Linked DNA regions of Homo sapiens: region 1 is linked to region 2. The links are chromatin loops, found by intact Hi-C in ENCODE. Cell type or tissue: endothelial cell of umbilical vein. All regions are shown on one strand. Region 1 overlaps DNHD1 (dynein heavy chain domain 1). Region 2 overlaps DCHS1 (dachsous cadherin-related 1).

Region 1 (5,000 bases), 66 kb before region 2:
CTCGAGACCCGCTGGCAGGACCTAAAGATCAGAGCCCTAGATACCTGCAAGGCTGTGGAGGCTGCTGAGGTGCTTGGGGGCTCAGTCTGTGGGTTGAGATGAGCATTGGATGGACCTGGGTAAGGGGGTGGAGATGAATGTAGATGTTTGGGGTCTGTGGGAAAGGGCCAGATCCATCCAACAAATGAGTGTATGCAGGAGCGGCTGCTGACGATGCTGCTGTTCCAGAATCCGAAGCGTCAGAAGCCAGCCAAGTTTCTGCGGAACATAGTGAGGGCCCAAGGAAAGCTATGCCAGCTGCGTGCTCATTGTGAAGAGTTAGAAGGGCAGAAACTACAGGAGATGGTATTGTGGGCACCCTATCGACCTGTGGTTTGGCATGGAATGGCCATGGTAAAGGCCCTAAGCCAACTGCAGAACCTGCTGCCACTTTTCTGTATGAGCCCAGAGAACTGGCTGGCAGTCACTAAGCAGGCTCTGGACAGCATGAAGCCACGTGAGATTAATCACGGGGAGGACCTGGCCAGCCATCTACTGCAATTGAGAGCACACCTGACCCGCCAGCTGCTGGGCAGCACCGTGACTGCACTGGGCCTTACCCAAGTACCCTTGGTGGGTGCATTGGGCGCTTTGGCTCTGCTGCAAGCAACAGGGAAAGCATCAGAGCTGGAAAGACTGGCACTCTGGCCTGGACTAGCAGCCTCTCCCAGCACAGTCCACAGCAAGCCAGTCTCAGATGTGGCTCGACCGGCCTGGCTTGGGCCAAAAGCCTGGCATGAATGTGAGATGTTAGAGCTGCTGCCCCCATTTGTTGGCCTGTGTGCCTCCCTGGCAGGCCACTCCAGTGCTTGGCAGGCTTACCTGTCACTGTCATCCACAGTGCTGGGTCCTGCACCTGGGCCAGGGCCTGAGCCACTCAGCCTCCTCCAGAAGCTGATCCTGTGGCGCGTTCTGCGACCTGAGTGCCTGGCAGGTGCCCTGGCAGACTTCACCACTAGCCTCCTGGGTCGGCCCCTGGATGAAAACACGTATGCTCCCACCATGCCCTTTAAACATAGTCAGGCTACTCAGCCCATGCTGATCTTGTTGCCACCGCCTGGCCACCCCTCAGCCACTCTGCATCCTCTGACTGTCATCCAGAAACTGGCTGCCAAGTATCAGCAGGTTTGAACCTAGTTTCTTGGCCACAGAGTGACCAGGCTCCTGTGGGCTGGGGCATGGGGGACCCCCTCCAAGCATTTTCATGGATCTTTCTGTACTACGTAGGGACTTTGGGGATCATGGTAGCATTAGTTTGGGTCCCTCGGGTCACCCTAGGATCACTTTGAGTCATGCTGCCATCTCTTTTTTGGTCCCCAGGGGCAGAAGCAACTGCAGGTGATAGCCCTGGGCTCTGAAGCCTGGGACCCAGTCTCAGTTGTGGTCAGCACTCTATCCCAGGCTATGTATGAGGGGCACTGGCTGGTGCTGGACAACTGTCATCTGATGCCCCATTGGCCGAAAGAGCTGCTACAGCTCTTGCTGGAACTGTTAGGCAGAGCCAAGGGTGAGTTTATTGCCTAGATTGGCTTCCAGGATCCTATCCTACACTTGGGCCTTAGCTTGAAATCTCAGGCCTCATGGCCAGTGACCTAGCACCAAACTTGTCCACTTGGCCTTGTATCTGACTCCTGACACCCCTAGCCTCAAGTCTGATTCCTAGACTTCTGCCTGACCCTTTATCCAAGGACTGATCTCAGACCCTTGTCTGACTCTAGTGGTTGCAGACCTGGAATCAGAACAGCTTTTAGACCAACCTGAAAGCAGGAATGTAAGCACTGTTCACAGAGATTTTCGTCTTTGGCTTATTGTGCCTGCAGAGTCTAGTGCTTCTTTGCCAGGTGAGGAGCTTAACCCCCTACAGGCTCTCAAATTGGAAGTGGGAGGGCAACTGTGCTGTGCTGACTCAGCACTCTCCTTCCTCCCCAGCTGTGCTGACTCAGCACTCCATGCCTGTTTTCTGGAACCAGTCCCTGGAGCTGGGCCATGTTTTGATTGACAGTGTGGAGCTAGCCCAGCAAGTACTCTACATGCAACCCCCCACCCAGGCACTACCTCTGCTCCTCCTCCATGGCCTCCTGCTACACCGGCAGCTCTATGGAACAAGGCTGCAGGCACACAGGGGGCGCTGGTGAGGGACCCCCACCCATTCCTGCTCAGTCAATCACTCAACAAACATTGAGTATCTTCCATATGCTGGGATGAGTAAAACTAATTCATCTTTGGAAGCTCCAAAGAGCAAGGGCAAGGGGAAGTCAAGGAAGGCTTCTCCAAAGACTTTGAGATTTTACTTTGAATTGAGTCTTAAAAGCAGAGGCAAATCAGGTAGAGATGGGCCTTTCTGAGCAGAGGGACCTAAACTCAGTAGAAGGGAGGAGACTTGAGTGTGGTTGACGTGGACATGCTGGGTGTTGAGGAGGGAGAAGTAAGGTTCATTATAAAGGGCCTTTAAGACTAGGGCAAGGTAGGCCAGGTACAGTGGCTCATGCCTGTAATCTCAGCACTTTGGGAGGCGAGGCGGATGGATCACGAGGTCAGGAGATCGTGACCATCCTGGCTAACACAGTGAAACCCCATCTGTACTAAAAATACAAAAACTTAGCCAGGCATGGTGGCAGGTGCCTGTAGTCCCAGCTACTTGGGAGGCTGAGGCAGGAGAATGGCGTGAACCTGGGAGGTGGAGCTTGCAGTGAGCCGAGATTGCACCACTGCACTCCAGCCTGGGTGACAGTGCGAGACTCTGTCTCAAAAAAAAAAGACTAGGGCAAGGTGCCTGATTTTATCCTGAAGACAGTGGGAAGCCACTGAAGGGTTTTAAGTAGAAGAAGAAACAATATCCTTTTTGTGTGTTGGAAGGATCACTCTGGATGCAACATGGAGAATGGATCAGAGGAGGCAGGACTGGGGGCAAGCAGAGCAGCTTTAGGAGACTCTGGAAGTCTCCAGGGAAGAGATTGTGGTATGGGTAGTAGGGTAGTAGCCATGGAAGGGATAGAGAATAAATATGGGGTGAAGAGGAAGGAGGTGTCGAGGATGACTCTCAGATTTTTGCTTTAGATAATTGGGTGGCTGGCGGTACCTCTCACTGAAATAGGAGGTGGAACAGGTTTTGTGGGGGGAAATGATGATTTCAGTTGAAAGCAAGTTGTATTTGAGGTGCCAAGTGGCAATGAACCCGAAGCTCAGGAGAGAGGTTTGAACTGAAGACAAGACTTGACAGTCCTCAGCATATAGATGATATGTGAAACCCTGCTTTCCGCTCCCCTTCTCTAGGAGTCAAGTGACTCTAACCCAGGTTCTTCAGACCCAAGACCAGCTGTGGGCAAGTCTTAGCAATCCCCGTGCTGCCATGCAAGAGCTGGCTGGTGAGACCCTTCCTCTCCCCCTTGGAGTCATCAGCCCCCAGGAGAGCCTGGAAGAGGGTGGGGGTGGGATACAATTCACAGCTTTGGTTTTGGCGGTGGTGGAAACTGAAGGTACTGGAACTGAGAGACTCTAACCTCATCTTCAGCTTCAGTTTTCTACGGGGGTCCTCTGGGGGACACTGAGGACAGGGAGGCCCTGATTAGCCTCACACAAGCCTGCCTGAGCCCCAGTAGTGGGAGCTGGGTCCAGCCACACACACCTCAGTCTTTGCTGGCCACGCTCATGCCCCTCCCAGGTAAGCCTCACTCAGGTATCTGTTTTGGGGTAGGGAATAGTGCAATGCAATGCCACCCCCCACAGAAATGTGGACAGCAGTCTCAATAAAGGTATATGAGGGGGTAATATTCATACTGTTATGGGGGTGATGGCAGTAAAGGCTCAGAGGAAGGCCTACTCTCTCGAGTCTAGGGTGGGGAGAGTCCATCTTGTCCCTCACCCCTCACCTCTATCCCCAAGAGCTAAGGGAGCTGGATGCAATGGCAGAGTGCAAGGCCCAGATGCACCTACTGCCCTCACCACCTGAACCCCGGCTCTGCGGACTGAGTGAGGGCCCCCAAGCCTGGCTGTTGCGACGCCAGAGTCGCGCTCTCTTGAGTGCGCTGCAGCGGAGTTCACCCGTGTGGGTTCCTGAGTCTCGAAGAGGCGCCCAGCTTGCGGAAAGGCGACTGCGGCAACGCCTAGTGCAAGTCAACCGGAGGCTGGAGTCACTGCAGGATCTGCTGACCCACGTGATTCGCCAAGACGAGTCCGACGCCCCGTGGTCAGTGCTGGGGCCAAATGCACGGCGGCCTCTGGAGGGCGTCTTAGAGACCGAGGCTCTAGAACTGAGCCAGTTGGTGGGCACGCTACAACGCGACCTTGATTGCCTGTTGCAGCAGCTGAAGGGCGCACCCCCGTGCCCCTCCCGCCGCTGTGCTGCGGTGGCCCACGCTCTCTGGACTGGCCGCCTACCCTTGCCTTGGCGACCTCATGCGCCGGCCGGTCCGCAGCCGCCCTGGCACTGGCTGCGACAGTTGTCGCGCCGTGGGCAACTGTTGGTTCGTTACTTGGGCGTGGGCGCGGACGCGAGCAGTGATGTACCAGAGCGCGTCTTCCACCTGTCAGCCTTTCGCCACCCGCGCCGCCTGCTGCTGGCATTGCGTGGGGAAGCTGCCCTGGACCAGAATGTGCCCAGCTCGAATTTCCCTGGTAGCCGAGGCTCGGTCTCCAGTCAGCTCCAGTATAAACGTCTGGAGATGAACAGCAACCCTCTGCACTTCAGGGTATCTTCGCGCCGCCCCTCGTTCGCGGTTCCAGTCCCCTCGAAGTCTCTAATTACACCTCGCAGTTACCCCTTCTTGGTGATCTTGCCCCCGGTAACCCTGCTAGCTTCTCCGATCTCGCTTCACCACGACCTCCTACCCGCTAACCCCCACTTCCCACCTGCCACCTCCCAGCTTCCTAGCCTTGCCTGACCAGCTTCTGACGCCCCCAGGTGGAGAATGGTCCAAATCCCACGGTTCCAGAGAGAGGGCTGCTGCTGATCGGGCTACAGG
Region 2 (5,000 bases):
GAGTCCCTGGGGCAGTGTTTGGTGGTAGCAATACCGTGTCTTCAGGTGCAGGAAAGGCAGGGGAGTTGTCATTCACATCATCCAGCAGCACACGCACCCGAGCTACAGCGAAAGCTGGGGGCACTCCACTGCCTGCTCGCACCTCCAGCTCCAACACTGGTCCCAGTAGCTCCCGGTCCAGAGGGCGAAGTGTTTGCAACAGTCCTGATACCGCATCTAGGGAGAAGAGTCCTCGGGGATCCCCACCTGATAGGGAAAGGGTCACAGGTGCCAAGCGACCTAGGGAGGATGAAAAAGGGATCAGGAAAGAGATGGAGGGGCACTTATTGAGTCAGGACCCAGAGTCTGATCCCGAGAAGGACTGGGCAGTGCCCACACCCATGCCTTTCAAAATATTAGGAGGAGGGGCAGGGGTTGGCAAAGAAGTTGGTTGGCACGCACTGAGGTGACATTCCTATGCCTCATGAAGCAGTGTGCCTGCACTGTGCCTAAGGAGGTGTTGGGCATTGGTACAGGAGTGTTTTATACTGGGGCTATCTGCCCTGTGATACTCTAAGGTATCTTCGGATGGTGCTGGAGGGTTATACTGGGGTATTTGGGTCTGACACCAAGTGGGTATAAAGCTAAATGATACCTGGTGGGTTGTGTGCCTGGACTATGCCCACACTGGTGCCTGGTGCCACATCCTCTGGCACAGAAAAAACATACTGTAGTTGCTCAAATATGGGTGGTGTGGGGGTTCCAGGCACAATGCTGATGTCCACTCGGGCACTGGGTTCTGCCTGTAGGCCACCTCCGTCCTCAGCCCCGATCTCCAGCTGCACCACAGAATTGGCCCGTCTGGCCAAGGGCCAGGCTACTGTCAACAGCCCTGAGAGGAAGAATAGAAGCAGAGATATATAAGGAAACATAATAGGGCTAGAAAGGTTATGGAGGAGGTGGGTAGGACATCATTTAGGCAGGTGGGGAGGGGGACCTGGGGGAAGGCCCCGGGAATGGGAGGATCCTCACCTGATTGCTCATCCAAGGTAAAAAGTGGGGGGCTGTTGCCAGCCAGGATATGGTAGGAGAGTCGCCCATGGGATCCCTGGTCAGGGTCATGGGCACGCAACCTCAGCACAGCTGTGCCTGGTGGACTCTGGGCACTTATACTGGCAGCATACTCCCGTGGATAAAACTGAGGAGGGTTGTCATTCTCGTCTGACAGAAACACCTTCACATATACCATGGACTTGAGGCCTCCCTGGTGGGACATGCAGCCATAGGTCAGGTGGGCCTCATCTGGCCCTGGTGAGTGCCCTACCCCAACATCCCAACCTGCCCTTGGTCTACTGACTTACCCCATCCACAGCTGTCACTGTGAAGTCAAAGCTTGAGGGCCCCTGGTCACGGTCCAGGGTCCGGGTTGTGCACACATCACCGCTGTGGGCATCAATGCGGAATGGGGGAGATCCGGAGGACCCAAGTCCAGCACCCAAGGAATAGGAGAGGAGGCCAAATGGGCCACTATCCGCGTCTGTGGCTGTCACCTAGGGAGAGGCTGGGGTGAGTGGTGTCCCCTCTTCTTTGCCAGAAAAGCCAGAGGTAGGTGGCCATTAGAATGAACAACTGGTGCTAAGTCTCTGGATGGCGGACACACAGAGAGGACTAGTAGGACATGGGCCCAAACCCAACCTCAGCCTGTACCTCACCATTTAGTTAGGTTCCTAAGTGCCTCTAGCCATAACATTTTTTGTCAGCTGGTCAATACATAACCTTGTTTGATGTGTGTTTCTGTTTAAAGACATCTTATGTTTAATATACATTGTTCATTCATTAACATTGAACTCACAGCCAACAGCACTGTAACTCATGCCTGAATAAAGCTTATCTAACATATGTATTTTCTCCATACAACACATCACAGCCTTCTTGTACTGAGGAACATTAGACCACACTTCAGCACTACACTTGGGGACCATTTAAACAGTGAAATCATCAGCTTTTTGCACTAAAAAAATGAAAAAAAAAAGTTGCAGTAAATAGACCTGAAAGGGACATTTGTTTACAAGCATGAGAGCCCAAATGAGAAGGCAGAACATCGTCTTGTTCACCCTGTGCTGGGAATGTGAACATTAGGTAACTCAAATTTTTCATCTCTCTGCCCATGTCCAGGAATGCTAGTATTGATTTTGGAGTTACAAATAAATTTTCGAGATTAAGTGAATTCACAAATAATGAGGACCAACTGTACTTAGAAAGAAGAAAGGGCTGTGACCTCAAATTCCAGGTGGGTCCAGGAAGTTAATACCCTCACCAAGTCTCATAATCACCCCAAACCAAGAACTCACCGACAGTGGAATTATTGAGACTGATTTATAGGTTTGATCTTTATTGAGTTTGATTATTACAGAGTGGGATCTGATTAATACTGGGATCTGATCACTATAGGGTCTGTTCTATAGATTTATGGGTGTGTGGCTCATGCATCGTTAGCCTAGTACAGTGCAAGGTACATAGTAGGTGCTTTATGTGTATTTTTTCACCGAGTAAATCGACGGTCTGATCATCCTGCTTTGTAACAAAACCTTCTTTCACACTAAGTTTTATACATTGGGTACACATTAGGCCCTCAATAGTGGGTTAGCTGGTGCTGACAACTGTAGCCTGTGACAAAGCGCTCTTTGTGGATATAAGGACCTCAGGGTCAGGATATGCTGCAAGAGGAAGCTGGAGAGTTCCCCTTTCTCAGCCAGAAAATGTGCTTAGAGAGAAAGCTGGCCAAGGACTTCTGATTGTGGCCCAGACCCTTGACAGAAATGATCTGTGCCATTGTTTACCCTCCTGAGAGACACCAAGACCCTGCCATGGCTGAACCCTGGAAACAGCTTCTGCTCCAACTCTCTACTGTGGCTGTGGGCCCGGATATCCCAGGAGACAGACTTCCCCTACATCAATCCTGGCAGGCAGCAGCACAGCTGCGGCACCATCTCCAGAAGCTGTTAACGACCTTTGCCCTCTGACTCGCTGCAGGAAGAAAGCAATAAACAGTGGTCTGGGGAAGTTGTCAGGAAGTGACCCCAAAAGGCACAGGGGCCACTGACTGGAAATGAGCAAGGCAGAAGTGAATTTCCTGGCCTGTACAACCCCTGCTCAGAGGTTTCACTGCAAATACAGTCTCCATTTTCAGCAGATTCTCAGCTCAGCGTCTCAGTCCGACCTTGGTCGGCTCCCTCTCCCATTCTGCCCCAAAGCCATAATAAACTTCATCCCTCTTCTCTTGCCCCCATCCCATCCCTTGCTCTCATCAGATGCACTATTTCAAGGAGAAAAGAAAGACACTTATCTGTGAACTCTCTAAACTTCTTACTAGCCTCGAAACTTACTCCATATGCCTATCCCAACCTCTTTTCCAGGTGTACCTCCTGCTTTGACTTTTCAAAACATAAATTATTTATTTATTTAATTTATTTTTGAGACAGGCTCTCTGTTGCCCAGTCTGGGGTGCAGTGGTGTGATCCTAGCTCACTGCAACTTCGAACTCCTGGGCTCAAGCAATCCTCCTGCCTTAGCCTCCGGAACAACTAGGACTACAGGCGTGCACCACCATGCCTGGCTAGTTTTTTTATTTTTTGCATAGACAGTGTTTCACTATGTTGCCCAGGCTGGTCTCAAACTCCTGGCCTCAACCAGTCCTTCCACCTTGGCCTCCCAAAGTGCCGAGATTACAGGCGTGAACCACTGTGCCTGGCCTTTATTTATTTTTTAAGACAGGCTCTCACTATGTTGTCCAGGCTGGTTTGGAACTCTTGGGCTCAAGTAATCCTCCTGCCTCAGCCTCCCGAGTAGCTTGGATTACAGGGATGCATCACCATGCCCATCTCTCCTGCTATGACTTCTTGATGCTACTTTTCCTGCTTCTCCACCCACTGCTTCCCCCACCACCCACTGCCAGTCTTCCTCCATCTCCCCTTATCTGCCTGTTCTTACACACTGTTCCCTGGAATCTCTCCTTGGCCTCTTCTCACTCCACACATTCTCTCAGGGCCTTGCCTTTTACTTCAGCCATCGTCTATACTTTCACTCTAGACCACTCCTCTGAGATTTCCCAACTTTTACATCCAGATGGCTGCTCAGCACCTCCACCTGGATGTCCCACAGGCACCCTAAATCCGACCAGCCCAAAACTAAACTCATGATCATTCCAAACCTGCTCTAATGACTCTTCCATCCACACAGTTGCTAAAGCCAGAAATCAGTTCTTCCCTTTTCTCACCTGGTATATCAATCAACCAGGGATTAAGTAAGTCCTCATTAACTCTATTTGTCTGTTCCTTTCCATCACCATTATCACCATTCTGACTTAGGCCTGAGCTGTCCTGAGTTATTGCTCCCCTGCATTATTTTGATTACCTTCTCATAGAGGTCTGACCCTCTGATCTGTACTCTCCACCAGGGTTTCTCAAATTGGCACTACTGACATTTTGGACCAGATAATGCTTTATTATGGGAGCTGCTAAGTGCCTTGCAGGATGGTTAGCAGCATTCTCAGCCTCTACCCACTAGATGCCAATAGTCTCCCACCCATTGTGACAATCAGAAATTTCTCTAGATATTGCTAATATCCCTTCTGGGGGGCAAAGTCACCCCTGGTTATGAACCACTGCTCTACATTGACTACCATTTGCATAAACAAATCTGATAATATTGCTATAGAAAAAAGCTCAAACCCTCTGACTTGGCTGAGCCTCCCTGCAGTCTCATCTCCCACCTTCCCATCTCCAGTCTTAACTCCAGAGATCCTGAGCCCCTAGTAGGCCCTTGAACAAACTGGGCCCTCCCACACCTCTGTGCACCTCACCTCTGCTTGGAAGCCTTCCCCCATCTGATACTCTCATAAATTGCTCATTCTTTAAGTCTCAACTCAGGGATCCCTTCCTTCAGGAAAGCACTCATACTGCCTATCTGTACCTCATATATATCCCCAAATGGAAATGTTCTTATTGGAATGAAACTATTTC

Evidence for each region. Hi-C counts contacts between places; a loop is a spot of excess contacts. Peaks named below come from ENCODE experiments on the same cell type or tissue, not always from the same donor. Only the 100,000 strongest peaks of a DNase experiment are listed, where the experiment ranks them.
Region 1: a loop joins it to region 2, with 7 times the contacts of the local background. A loop is called at or near these places in 1 of 110 quality-filtered maps.

The regions. Positions count from the first base shown.
Region 1 is chr11:6,566,697-6,571,696 of GRCh38, forward strand. DNHD1 (dynein heavy chain domain 1) reads left to right here. Exons shown (of 43, transcript NM_144666.3): 35 at 1-69; 36 at 199-1,164; 37 at 1,360-1,546; 38 at 1,758-1,880; 39 at 1,969-2,170; 40 at 3,313-3,404; 41 at 3,551-3,700; 42 at 3,922-4,727; 43 at 4,940-5,000. Among named protein-coding and RNA genes, the nearest start is that of RRP8, 34 kb to the right of the region's middle. RefSeq lists enhancers at 1,197-2,054, 4,409-4,916. In endothelial cell of umbilical vein, no CTCF peak of the experiment used is centred here; a DNase peak (open chromatin) is centred at 1,995.
Region 2 is chr11:6,632,778-6,637,777 of GRCh38, forward strand. DCHS1 (dachsous cadherin-related 1) reads right to left here. Exons shown (of 21, transcript NM_003737.4): 3 at 1,341-1,529; 4 at 1,012-1,243; 5 at 635-871; 6 at 1-279. Among named protein-coding and RNA genes, the nearest start is that of TPP1, 16 kb to the left of the region's middle. In endothelial cell of umbilical vein, no CTCF peak of the experiment used is centred here; a DNase peak (open chromatin) is centred at 2,934; H3K27ac peaks cover 2,764 bases.